2 separate regions of the Homo sapiens genome follow, and region 1 is linked to region 2. Evidence: chromatin contacts called from ENCODE Hi-C or POLR2A ChIA-PET data. All regions are on one chromosome and are shown on one strand. Each heading gives the region's core, a stretch centred on a gene start or an enhancer-like site at or near the end of the contact. The rest is flanking DNA. Distances are from core to core; before and after follow the strand shown.

What was found. A loop is a pair of places that touch in the nucleus more often than their neighbours do. ChIA-PET counts read pairs that join two places held with the same protein, here RNA polymerase II (POLR2A). Pooled maps may share reads with other maps.
Region 1: a loop to region 2 is called in a map of B cell, with 19 times the contacts of the local background. The contact joins the promoter of CENPX here to the promoter of PCYT2 in region 2. A Hi-C loop is called at or near these places in 10 of 168 maps with a recorded cell type or tissue (B cell, Caco-2, HAP-1 and 7 more), 17 of 37 single-sample maps with no recorded cell type and 18 of 50 pooled maps. POLR2A ChIA-PET finds 5 or more read pairs at or near these places in 17 of 52 experiments (AG04450, BJ, Caco-2 and 11 more).

What each region holds. Positions count from the first base shown.
Region 1 is chr17:82,020,166-82,026,678 of GRCh38, reverse strand. CENPX (centromere protein X) reads left to right here and starts at 3,801. Exons shown (of 5, transcript NM_001271006.2): 1 at 3,801-3,853. The coding sequence starts at 3,818. It overlaps LRRC45 (leucine rich repeat containing 45), which reads right to left and starts at 3,374. Exons shown (of 17, transcript NM_144999.4): 1 at 2,816-3,374; 2 at 2,340-2,401; 3 at 1,916-1,986; 4 at 1,501-1,679; 5 at 1,172-1,300. The coding sequence starts at 3,035. RefSeq lists enhancers at 2,401-3,324, 4,874-5,546 and a silencer at 3,061-4,110.
Region 2 is chr17:81,907,668-81,914,009 of GRCh38, reverse strand. PCYT2 (phosphate cytidylyltransferase 2, ethanolamine) reads left to right here and starts at 2,611. Exons shown (of 13, transcript NM_002861.5): 1 at 2,611-2,743; 2 at 4,408-4,496; 3 at 4,973-5,134; 4 at 5,376-5,442; 5 at 6,153-6,237. The coding sequence starts at 2,655. SIRT7 (sirtuin 7) reads left to right here. Exons shown (of 10, transcript NM_016538.3): 9 at 130-236; 10 at 1,396-2,071. The coding sequence ends at 1,594. RefSeq lists silencers at 2,258-2,427, 2,458-2,747, 2,908-3,047.

The DNA of each region.
Region 1 (6,513 bases), core at 2,552-5,051, 110 kb before region 2:
TGAACCGGGAGGTGGAGGTTGCAGTGAGCCGAGATTGCGCCACTGCACTCCAGCCTGGGTGACTGAGTGAAACTCAGTCACACACACACACACACACACACACACACACACACAAAGGAGCTGTGTCACCCCGGGGCTGCTTAGCCTCAGGAGTAGCTGGTGGCCACCAGCCCTGCACCCAGCGGCTGGCTGCTTGGGAATCTATGCCGTGTGGGGCAGCGTCTCACCCGGCAAGTCAGGGGTGCCCCCTCAGTGCATGGGGGTGGAAGTGCTTTGTGGGGTTCGGGCTGTGAGCAAGAGCCGCCTGGTGTTGGGGAGCGCGTGCACATGTGGGGCAGAGGTGGTGGGAGCTGCTCCACCGCAAAAGGCAAGGGCCATCCTGGGGCATCTGGCCACCATCCCAAAGGTCAAGGGGCACTGCACAATGCTGAGGCAAATGCTGTGCCCAGCTCAGTTCTGGAAAGATCTGGGTAGCATGTGGCGAGGGGGCAGAGGTCAGGAGGGATGACAACAACCAGGGCAGTGCCGAGGCGAAGCCAGGGACGGCGCAGCTGGAGTCAGAGGCCAGGCAGAACCAGCAGGAGGGATGAGCCCTCAGCACAGGGGCTGGAAGAGGCTGCCGCTGTGCGCGGATTAGGGAGTACGGGGGGCCTGGCAAAGTCCCCAGCTGAGTCTGGGGCACTGGGGCCTGAGGCTGAGACATCAGCTGCAAGGATTCGGGGTCGCTGGTGGGAGGGAATGTGTGGAGGCCAGCACAAGCCAGGGGGCCCCACCTCACCTGACTCACATGCAGGGCCACAGACTCAGGGTGACCAGGGAGCCTTCCTGGCCAAGGCCAAGACCTGGGCCACCCGAAGCATCAGCAAAGCCACCAAGGCCAGGACTGTGAGCCACACGGCCTCAGCTTCCCCAGCTGTGAAACGGGCACCCTCCACTGCACAGGTCCTAAGAACTCAGCAAGTACACAGGGCGCCTCGGACAGTGCCCATGTGTGGCGAACGCCATTCAAGTGCCAAACAGGTGCCCCACGACCCCTCCGCTCCTTCCTGCTTCCCCTGGGCTCTCAGGCTGCTCTCCTCATCAGTTCCCGTCCTGAGCCCGGCACCCCGCCCTCGGTGGACAGGCCTCTGTCAAAGGCTCACGCGTCACTCCACACAGCCCTGCACCGTACCCACGGCTCTGAGGACGTCTCCAGGGATGTTGTTCCCAGCCAGGTCCAGTCTCCACAGGGTTCTGTTGCTGGGGAGACAGTTCATGAGGGCCCGGCCCCCCAGGAGGCCAACGTTATTCCAGCGCAGGTCTGGAAGGAAACCTGTAGTCACCAGACAGAATGCACCTGGCAGAGGGGGAGCTGGCCTGGCCGGGGTGCTTCCCTAGGGGGCACTGCCTTGCAGTCATCAACAGAGCAGGAGCACAGGCCAGTCCCCTAGCCCCTCACTTCCCAGAGCAGAGGCAGCCTCAGAGGGATGAGGGAGCCTGAGGGCGCCTGGGAGGCCTCACCCAGCTGCTGGAGGGTGGTGTTGCCCTTCAGGGCTAGGGCCAGCTCCTCCGCGCCCTTGTGACTGATCTGGTTGTTGCGGAGGTCCAGCCGCTGCAGGGCGCCGTTGGCCGCCAGGCCCCCGCAGAAGGTGGCGAAGGCATCGTCCCACGTGCCCAGGCTGTTCCACTCCAGCGTGAGGCTGCAGGAGGGGCAGAAGCCAGTGTTCACCTAGGGGACTGCCTAGCCCGTGGGGTCCAGGGCTTGGGGACGGGTGTGGGCTTGGGGTCTGATGGGCCGGAGCCTCTGCCTACCCCTGCCAACGTATGTGAAACATGGGCACCTGGCAATGGGGAACTCTTGGGCTGCAGAAGCATGTGCTCGGGGCCAATCCTCAACCACACAGAGACAGGGCCTGGGGTCGGGACCACCACCCACCTCTGAATGGACTTGTTCTGTTGGAGGAGTTTTCCCAGAGCCTCGGCCCCTGCAGCCCGAAGGTTGTTGCCCTAGGAGAGAAACAGGCCGGTAGTCACTCGCGTGCCCTGACTGGCTCTGAATTCCCGCCCATGCCCCAAGGGCCTTGGTCAGCCAGGGGACAAGCCTGGGGTGCACCCTGCAGCCTTCCTCAGCTCCTGGGCTCCCTGTCTTCAGGGGGCTTCCAAGGGCCGGCTTGTTTGCCAATGTGAACTCTTGCTCTGGAGATGGTCACACACAGGAGGCCATCAGAGAGCGGCCTGGGGACTCACAGACAGCTTCCAGCCACCTGCCCAGACCCCAGGCCCCCGAGACCTGGCATCTTCCACCTCTCCTCTTGCCCTTGGGTGGCACACTCGGACACTCAAGAGTGCAGGTATCTCACCTTTAAGTCCAGAAAGCGCAGCACGGTGTTGGCACACAGGCCTCGGAGCAGCAGTGTGGCCCCTGTGTAAGGGGGGCCGGCGGTCACTCTCTGCCCCTGCTGACCCCAAGGCCCTCCCCGTGGGCCCCTTTTCAGGGCAGCTCCCTAGACCCAGGAAGGGACAACTGTCCCGATGGTCTGGGTTGGCGCTGGCCAAGAGTCTCGCTGCGAAGTCATGTTTGAAACACCTGCAGCCCCTGCCAGGCACCAAGCCGGCTCTGCACGCGGGGAACCAGGTAAGACCGCGAATGTTAAGGCCTCTCCCCCGTCATACAGAGGAACTGCCCTCTACTCCCAGGTGCAGGAAGGGGCGCCCCTGCTCGCTTTAACTACGGCACAGAAATTGGAGAGCCTGGAGAGGAAGCGACCTCGGGCTGCCGAGGCAATGGTGTGGGCAGCTAAGGAGCAGAGGGATCCACCCCGCCGCGCCTGCCCACCTTCCTCGCTGAGCATGCAGTCACTCAGGACCAGCTCCGTGCACAGCGTCTCCCTCGGCAGCAGCTTGCCCAGGGCCCTGCAGGTCTCCACCGTCAGGCTTTGCGTGGCCAGGTCCAGCCGGCCCCTGGGAAGCTGGTGCAGCTGCTGCAGGACAGCCTCCTGGGGCTCGGCCCCACTCTCCCTGCACAGGCGGCTGTAGGAGCGCCGGAACTCCTCCATGACCCGCGGGGCCGGCAGGGCCTCCTCCGCATGCTCCCGCAGCTGCTGAAAGGGAGCCGCGCGGTGCGGAGCAGTCCCAGCGCCGGGTACAGGAGACGGGGCCTCCGCCGACCCGGGCGGAGAGCAATCCGAGTGGGCTCCGCGGGCGGGAGGTCCTGGGAGCGCGGGGCTGGGCGGTAGTCAAGGTCCGCTTTGGGCTGGGGCCCCGCAGTGCTTGGGGACCACCCGTGCAGGAAGCAGGCAGGTGCGTCGCGCGCCCCCACCCAGCCCTGCCCCGCCTGCAGCCCCGACCCCCGCCCTCGCGACAGCCGCGTCGGGGCCTCAGTATCCAGGAAGAACAAGGCGCGCCGGGAGAGGCCGCGGGAACTACAACTCCTAGCAGGCTCTGCGCAGGCAGCGCTTGGTGCGGGCCAATGAGAACAAAGGAACTGGCGCGCCTTTCGGGCCGCAAGCTGAGAGGGGGCAGCGCGCTCCAGGTTCATTGGCTAGGGGCATGAGGGTGGGGCCCCGGGAGGGCATGCTCCGGGCTCATTGGCTGAGGGTCGTGAGGGTGGTGCCCCGGGAGGGCGCGTTCCAAGTTCATTGGCTGCGGGACGTGAGGGAGGGGCTGCTGGAGGGCGCGCTCCGGGCTCATTGGCTGAGACGTGGGGGCGGGGCTCCGAGAGCAGGCGCTTCGGACTCATTGGCTAGGGGCGCGGGGCGGGGCTCCGGGGGCGCGCTCCGGTCTCATTGGCTGGAGGCGCGGGGCGGGGTTCCGGTGGGCGCGCGTTGAGGCTGCGGTCATGGAGGGAGCAGGAGCTGGATCCGGCTTCCGGAAGGTGAGGGCCGGAGGGCAGGGGCTAGGCAGGCGCGGACGCTCCGTCCCGACCTCACGCGTGACACTGTGAGGGCCAGACGCCAGCCCCCGCGCCGCCCCCTGTGCCTTTGAGGTTGGGCCCGTTCTCAGACTCCATCTCCGGCCGGGCCGCGCGCCCCGCGCCCTCGTGGGCTGGTGTCTCGCAGCTGGTAGGAGGGGGCGTGGAGCAGCCGGGGCTGCGGGAAGGTGGAGAGGGTCTGCAGAAACAGGCAGGGGTGGGCGCCGTCACGGCGGAGTCCAAGCCGGCGAAGAGAGAGGAGGAGCTGGGCCGCCGCCCTGCGCCCTGAGCCTGGGGTCTTTTGTTAAGGGGAGATGAGGCCCCAGGACGGGGACAGTGAGATCGTCCAGCCCGAGGAGCCGGCAGGACCTACCCCAGCCGCCAGGCACAGTGGTTTCCCTTTTGTTTGCTCCCCGGTGGGCGCCAGCACTGGGCTAGGAACGCGTGGTTTCTTCGGTGCTCCACGTTACACACACTTGACAGGGATTAACCCCACCTGCCAGTGGAGAAACTGAGGCACGGGGGCGTTAAGTGACTCAGCAGGGCTAGGGTCAGACCTAGGCCGTCTGAGCCAGGATCCGCCCAGGCTGGAGGGCGTGCCCTGCTCTTCCCTGTTCCTGGAAGTGGAGCTCTCTGGGGGTGCCATGTGCAGAGGACCCCATCGGTGCAGGCAGAGTGGTTTCTGAACCTTTCTACTGCTCTACCTGAAGGTTGGGGCACCGAGCTTCCTCGATGTCAGCAGGGCCTCGTGGGCCTCTGTGGCCTGGGAAGGGAGGGTCTCAGGCCCTTGTGAACCCATCCTGGAGGGAGGACTTCAGCCCTGTAGAAGCAGGGAGAATTCTGTTTCTCCTGAATCAGGCCCTTCTTTATCACCCAAGGCAGCAGGCGTGGGGGGCGGGGGGTGTCGGTGTGGGGAACTCTGGTGGTGGAGTTGAAGATTCTTGCCGGAATTCAGAAAGAGAAAGTCACTGAGGCTTGGGCCACCTCACTGGGTGGTTGTGAGAACACCAGGTTAAAGTAGCCAAAAGGCCACTGCCGGAGACGGGGCACTGGGTACACACCCCAGGAGGTCATGTGTTCTATCAAGCCCACCTGACAACTAGAGGCCCAGGGGCTCTGGCCAGAGCTGGAGTTGTGGTCATTGCAGAGAATGAGCGTGAGAATGACGGGGAGTGGGGGGCCCGTAGCCCTGGCGTGGCGCCCACGTCATGGGGCAAAGCTGGCTGTGTCCTAGGCACCCTCCACAACCGCCCCAGTGCTGGGCCTGCCTTCCGAGGCCACTGCCGATGTACGGGGAAGCCCCATGGATTGTCGAGGCAGACCTGGCATCCGCCACTCTCTGGCGTGGTCTTCCTTCCAAGGCCTGGGGCAGCAGTGTTGGGGGTCCCGGAGCAGGTGGGGAGATAGTGCCTTCTCTACCTTTTCTGGTGCCTTTCTGGTACTGCTGGCAGTAAGCAGCTGGAAGGACCAGCAGGTGGCACTGGGCTCATGCGGGTGGTGACTGGGACCCTGGCTAGGGAACAGCAAGGGCTCAGGACGAGCCGGGATGCTGGACAAGCCGGGATGCTGGACCCTGCTGCCCGCTGCTGGGGAACATTCTTCACCATCTGCATCTTAGGGCTTCACCCGTCCATGCTCTGCTTGTCACCTGCTGGACTGCTCTGGGTGAGGTGCTGTGACCTCCCTGTGGCCGATGCTGGTGGCCTGGCTGGTAGTTCACCCACCTGCCCTTTTAGTGGCCTGTTTCTGGGCTCCTGGGTGCCCACTGCCCCCACCCCCAGTCCTGGACTCTCCGTGCTGGCTCCTTTCCCGGCGGCTGTGGGCCGGTGCCTGGCCTGGGCCACCTCACTGAGTCTCATGGCTCCACCAGCCACCCAGGGCTGCCCTCCTGAGTCTCGGCCGCCACCACTGCAGCTGCCACCCACCACTCCTGTGTTCACACACAACGCATCCCAAACTGATCTCCTGTGTCCTAGCTCCAAAATGCACTTGCCCACGGCCCCCCATCTCCTCAGAGCAGTGCCGTCCTTTTGGGGTCTTGGCGTAGACTCCTCCCTTGTCCCCGTCCTCCATCCATCAGAAAGGCAGAAAGGCCCTGGCTCTGCAGCCCCCTCCCTTCCCCCCACCCCGGGCATGGCAGCCAGAGTGGTCCTTTCCAACGCCAGTGCTGCTTTCCACAAAAACCTAGAGAGGACTCCCAGTTTCCTGCCATGGAGACACGGAGAGCTCATCATGCCCTGGGCCCTCAGCGTCTGGCCCACCCCTCACTCCAGCCTGTGGACCACGCTGGCGCAGCCCCGCTCTGCGCTCCCAGGACACCAGCACCTCCTGCAGGATCATGAGCACCAGGGCAAGACGGGCGGAGCTGACCCAGCACCCAGAACAGAGTTGGCACAAGGAAGGCCCTACTGGTGGCACTCCCTCAGGCCAGCCCACCTGCAGAGCAGCCACCTCCAGCCTCCAGACCCAACCCGGGCTCTGCCTTCCCTGCCTCCCCACAAGGAGAGCAGAGCCATGGCCCTCTGCCGGGGATGGGAGTGCAAGATTAGGCCGGACTCGACGAGGCCTTTCTCCACTCTCTCCCTGGAGCCCCAGCAGCGGGGCCTGCTCCCGTGTCTGCGACC
Region 2 (6,342 bases), core at 1,362-3,861:
CCAGGGCGGTCTGATAGGGCCCCCGTGGGTGCTCAGGGAGCACCGACTGAGCCCGTAGGGGCCAAGGCTGACAGGCCACCGGGAAGGGTTGGGCTGCTGTTACTCTCACTCGGCTTTCCCTGTCCTCAGTGGACCCCGAAGGATGACTGGGCTGCCCTGAAGCTACATGGGAAGTGTGATGACGTCATGCGGCTCCTCATGGCCGAGCTGGGCTTGGAGATCCCCGCCTATAGCAGGTGAGTGAGCCGCTGCAGCAGCCTGCTTCCCCGCACCTCTGTGTGCTGGGCCTTGTCTGTCTTCTCTCGTGAGCTGAGTGTGGAGGAAGCTCTGAGGTGTTTGCAGTGGTGCCTGAGGCATGACTGAAGCGTGGTGGTCTCCAGAGGGCCTGACCTCGGTGGTTGGCGGAGACCCTGCGTGTGCCACTCCTGCCCTGGCTGATGTGGCACACACAATCCCCGCGGGGAGAGGGATTCTGCCCGCGTGCTCCTGCTCCAGGCCTCCCCGTGGAGCTCTCCGAGATGCCTGGTGGGAAGCATCTGGAGGGGACGAGCACTCGGCAGCTCTGGTCAGACAGAATCTGTGTGCTTGGTTTTGGGAGTTGGCGTACTTTGGGAAAGCTTAAACAAACTGTGCCTTAATACAGAATTTGTGATAATTTAGACTTGGTGTATGTATTGAGTAAAAAGTTTACACTCTCTTTCTCTGTGAATTTTCAGGGTCTTATAGGGGAAATCAATAACTTCTTTTAATCAAAGGGTTCAAGAAATTAAGGATCCCTTCACCTTCTGGGCCTGGCACTTCTTGTATGTTATGTGTGTGGTGTTCTGTGATGTGGGCTATCGTGTACTGTATTTTTTTTTTACATTAACTTAGCTCATTTTCCTTATCAGTGCGTATCTGTATCTTAAGTTATGATCTGTGGTTCTGCATCTCCGTCAGACACATGCTTTCTTCACGGGGTCGTCTGTAGGCCACGCCTCCCTAGTCAGCTGGGAAGGGGGAGAGGGTCTGGTCCACCTGCCCCAGCGGTACAAGTGGAAGGTGGGGCCCAGAGTTGCTAGTGACTCATCCCTGGAGACGGAGGCAGCCCTGGGGCCACTGCTGCCCCACCCTGTGTGTGCACGCCGCTCAGTGGTGGACAAGGACACGGAGTTTTGAGGAGACCGAGCTAGTGTGGGTGCCGACCTTTGAGTCACCACCTAAGAGGTGACCTCTCCCACATCCGTTCTGCAGCTTGGTAACAATGAAGCTGCCGCCAACCAGAGCCCCGCCGCAGTTGACACGGGAGGGAAGGGGATGGGAAGGCAGGGACCGCAGACAGCTTTCCCGAGCTGGGGCAGGTGTGACTGCGAGAGGCTCCCAGGCCCGCCTGATGCCGCTTTCCCTTTTTGGCAGGTGGCAGGATCCCATTTTCTCACTGGCGACTCCCCTGCGTGCTGGTGAAGAAGGCAGCCACAGTCGGAAGTCGCTGTGCAGAAGCAGAGAGGAGGCCCCGCCTGGGGACCGGGGTGCACCGCTTAGCTCGGCCCCCATCCTAGGGGGCTGGTTTGGCAGGGGCTGCACAAAACGCACAAAAAGGAAGAAAGTGACGTAATCACGTGCTCGATGAAGAACAGTTGGCACTTTGCAGATGGCCAGTGTCACGGTGAAGGCTGGGTTGCCCCCACGGGTCTAGGGAGAACGAACTCTTTGGGGATGACATTTTCACCGTGACATTTTTAGCCATTTGTCCTTGAGGAAGCCCCTTGCACTGCTGCGGTTGTACCCTGATACGGCCTGGCCATCGAGGACACCTGCCCATCCGGCCTCTGTGTCAAGAGGTGGCAGCCGCACCTTTCTGTGAGAACGGAACTCGGGTTATTTCAGCCCCGGCCTGCAGAGTGGAAGCGCCCAGCGGCCTTTCCTCGCTCACCAGGCCAGTCTCAGGGCCTCACCGTATTTCTACTACTACTTAATGAAAAAGTGTGAACTTTATAGAATCCTCTCTGTACTGGATGTGCGGCAGAGGGGTGGCTCCGAGCCTCGGCTCTATGCAGACCTTTTTATTTCTATTAAACGTTTCTGCACTGGCTTCCGGTGTCCCCGAGTGGTCGGCGCGGGCTCCCCGGGCTCAGGTCTGCCGCCTGGCAGCTCGGTCGTGGCTTAAAACTCCCTTGGTTGGACAGGGGACAACTGTAGATTATTGTGCCAAAAAATAAGAAAAAAAACTCCCCTGGTTGGGACAGCGCCCCGTGGAGGTTCCCGGAGGTGGCGGCGGTGGGACGGTCCCCACGCCGCACTGCCCCGCCAGCCGAGCGCCAGGTGTGGGCGGTGCGGAGAGGCCAGGTGTGGGTCGGGGGGCGGGGCTCGGAAAGCGCGGCACACGCCATTGGCTGTGCGTTTGGAGGGGGCGGGACTCTGTCAGGGGCTCACGCCATTGGCCGTGCGCGGAGGTGCGGTGGGGCGCGGCCTTCGGGGGGTGGGGCTCGGGGCGGAGGGCGGGAGGCGGGGCGGGGGAGGCGGGGGCGGGGCTCGGGCCGAGCGGCGCACGCCATTGGCCGTGCGCAGCGGGTGAGGCCCGCGTGACGGCCGCTGAGCGTGCGCCTGGCGGGGCGGGCGGCGGCGCTCGGAGTCGCCGGGAGCTGCCAGGCTGTCCGCGCCGCCGCTGCGGGGCCATGATCCGGAACGGGCGCGGGGCTGCAGGCGGCGCAGAGCAGCCGGGCCCGGGGGGCAGGCGCGCCGTGAGGGTGTGGTGCGATGGCTGGTGAGCGCGGGGCCGGGGCGGGCCGCGGGGGCGCCGGGGCCGGCTTCCTTCCGGGGCGCCGCGCCAGCCGTTGCCCGGGGACCGGGCCCGCGTTCTGGGTGGCGTCCTCGTCCGGCATGGGCCGGGGCTGGCAGGCTGCGGGGCTCGCCTGCCGGGAGGGTCGGGCTGCAGAGGCTCCGCGCCCTGCCGTGGGCGACCCCGTCTACCTCTGGCGGAGGCCCCGCCCGGTCACGCCGACCTCTCCGGTGCAGCCACCGCGCTGAGATCTGGAGCCACGGCCTCCCTGCTTCTCCGTAACCACCAGCAACCAGCTTGCCCGGCTCCGGTCCAGGGGTTCCCCTGGCCTCCGGGCGAGCGTCCCTGTAGGTGGGCATCGGGTGCGACCTGCCTGTCCGGGACCCGCGGTGAAGCCCGCGGGCTCCCGGGTCCTCCTCCGCGGGGCTAGAATGCGATCGGTCTTCCCTGGCCAGTCAGAGGGCATTGTTTTAAGAAAAGTTTCGGGTTGTCAACAAGTGAAAGGAAGACGACCGTTACTGATAATTTGCTACCTCTGACCCTTTCACGTGCCTGCCGGATGGAATCCAGGAAGCAAGCGCCTCTATCTGATTAGCCCTTCCCAGGAGAGCAAGCAGGGCCTTGTCTTCTGTGTCCGAGTCACCTCTGGGAAAAGGAATGTGGCTTTGTGTCAGTGGACTTTGACCTTGCCCTGACCAGGCCCCAGCCCCATTCCAGACTGTGCTCCCCTGGCCCAGCCTCTGCCCCCTCCTCCCCTCCAGCCTGTCCAGTGGGTACATGGGCCCGCCAGATTTTACCCAGCATGTCTGCCGGGCTCCGCGCACTGTGGCAGGGGTGCTGGGAGGAAGCAGTGGTGTGCAGTGGAGCAACTCTGTGCACTGTGTGGGCTGCCAGGGTCACACCTCTCCCTGGAGAGGCAGGGACAGCTTTGTCCACTTGAGGGGATGGGCCGCTGCTGTAAAGAAGTGGCGAAGAAGCCAGGGCAGCGAGGCCCAGTTGGTGGCAGGGCTGTGTAGCTTTGGGCTTGAGAGTTCACGTGTTAGCAGACCTAGATTTGTGAATGAAAACTCTCGAGCCAGGTGGCAAGGCAGTGGCTGTTCACCCTTAGCGTTAAGCCTGCTGAGCTTGAGGCCGTAAGGGAGGAGAGACAGGATTTTCAGGGCCAGTGATTCCCAGGGTTTTATTTTGTGGTTGGATTTGTTTTGGGTTAGCCCCAGGGACTGTTTGCTTGTCTCAAGGTAGTCTAGGATCCAACCCTACCCCAAGAGTTAACATCGGCTTATTTTAAAGTGACTGCCCAGGGCAGTTGATATTTGGTGAGGGGATAGGACACGTGGCCCTGCAGCTTTCAGTGGGCTCCAGTCTGTCCTGCACCCACCAGTCCTCTAGACCCAGCCAGGCCTTGACATCTCTGCCCCTGCCACCCTTTCTAGATCTGGCACAGGGGTCCCACCGTCAGGCCCAGGAGCCAGTGGGGTGGAGAGCTGAGCACCTACATCCTCCGAATCCCAGTCCCAGGGCTCCCAGCAGCAGCTTCTCAGAGCGCTTCCTAAGGAGTCCTCAGAGGAGCAAAGCTCTGCCCCTAACCCACAGGGACACCTGGTCCCCACCCTTGGCACAGGGACCACCCACTCTCTCTGTCTCCACAGCTATGACATGGTGCATTACGGCCACTCCAACCAGCTGCGCCAGGCACGGGCCATGGGTGACTACCTCATCGTAGGCGTGCACACCGATGGTAAGCACAGATGGCCTCGCCCACCCGCGGCCCCCCAGCCCTCCTGTGGGTTGCGACTGTTGACTGAAAGCCTGCAGGCCTGGGGCCACCTTGCCAGGGCACAGCTGTAGGGGAGGGCACTGTAGGCTCACCCAGCCCAGCCCCAGCTGAGGATGGCCTAATGCCTTTCCCATCTTGCATTTCCTGTCCCAGCTAAAGAGAAGGGGCACCTGCTCCCCACCACTGCCAGCGAGGCTCCCAAGCCTTCAGGGGCTGAGCACCTGCTCGTCAGAAGGAATCTCTGCCTTTGCCTGAGACCCTCGCAGGGAAGAGAGCCACCCAGTTGGCCAGCACTAGTGGGCTAAGGGCCAGGGTAGAGAGACAGCCTGCCCCCACCGGCCCTCTTGTGTGGCTACAGCTGGGTGCTGGGAAGGGGCCTCCTACTGGAGGGGCCGGGTGGGCTGGGGTCCCCAGTCTCCCCGTTGTCCTTTTCCTAGAGGAGATCGCCAAGCACAAGGGGCCCCCGGTGTTCACTCAGGAGGAGAGATACAAGATGGTGCAGGCCATCAAATGGGTGGACGAGGTGGTGCCAGCGGCTCCCTACGTCACTACACTAGAGACCCTGGACAAATACAACTGTGACTTCTGTGTTCACGGCAGTGAGTGGCGGGGCTGGGACCTGGGGGCCTGGGGACATCAGGTGGCTCAGGATCAGATCTGCTGGTGGGACATCCGGGAACAGGGGGCCTCCGCCCTTTGAGGATCTGAGACATTTCCGGGCCCCCACCTAGAAATGGGCACGCGGACACTAGGGCAGGCCAGGGGCCGAGAGGGTCCTGGGCTCTGAAGGTTCTGGTGGCTTTGGGTTAAGGATCCTTGTCCTTGTGTGTCACTGCTTAGATGACATCACCCTGACTGTAGATGGCCGGGACACCTATGAGGAAGTAAAGCAGGCTGGGAGGTACAGGTGAGTCTCCACCGCGGGCCTGGCCATCCAGGGAGCTGGACACGGGGCTCCCTCCTGGCTCGTGCTTTGCTATTTACCGGGAGCCCGTGAGGGGAGCGTCCAGGCCCTGGGCCATGTTCCTCACGCCCAGGACTGGGAACTCGAGGGATGGAGGTGCCATTGTGGGGTGGCCTGGAGGCCCTTGCCATTTGGTGCTGCAGACCCATGGCCCCAGGGCTCCAAAGGCACAGCTTTGTGAGGTGGCAGCTGTTGAGCTCGGGGGACGTGGCTGGCACTGCTGGGGAGCTGGCACTATATCTGAATTACCAGACGTCAGGGACATGAGGCCAGTGGCTCCCGCATGAGATGCTGCAGCTGAGAATTCACTCAGCTGCAGATGCTCAGCGGGCAGGACGTGGGTGTGAGGGAGGCAGGAAGCAGAGCTGCTACCCCAGTGCCCATCCTCTCCCTGGCATTGCACACCTGGGCCCCAGCAAGGGTCCTTTTCTGTGCTCCTGCCACTCCCTTCAGTCAATAAAAGCGTGGAGGCCTTCCCCATGTTCCCAACCCAGGTTTTCTGTTATGGCCTTGCACAGGAAGGGGACCCTCAGTCTTTGGGGCAGCCGTGGGTTCTGCCACAGCAGGGCTGCTAGTGTCCCTAGTGGTGGTAGCAGGAGGCAGAGCCTTGCGAGTGTCCCAGGATGAGACCCCACTCCCACTGTGTCCCCCAGAGAATGCAAGCGCACGCAAGGGGTGTCCACCACAGACCTCGTGGGCCGCATGCTGCTGGTAACCAAAGCCCATCACAGCAGCCAGGTGAGTCGGCGGCGGAATCCCCGAGGCCCCTGGGTCGAGGTCTCCAGGGGAAAGGAGGGGCACCTCCCTGCCCTCTCAGGGTCCTCCTGCCCACTGCTCCCCATC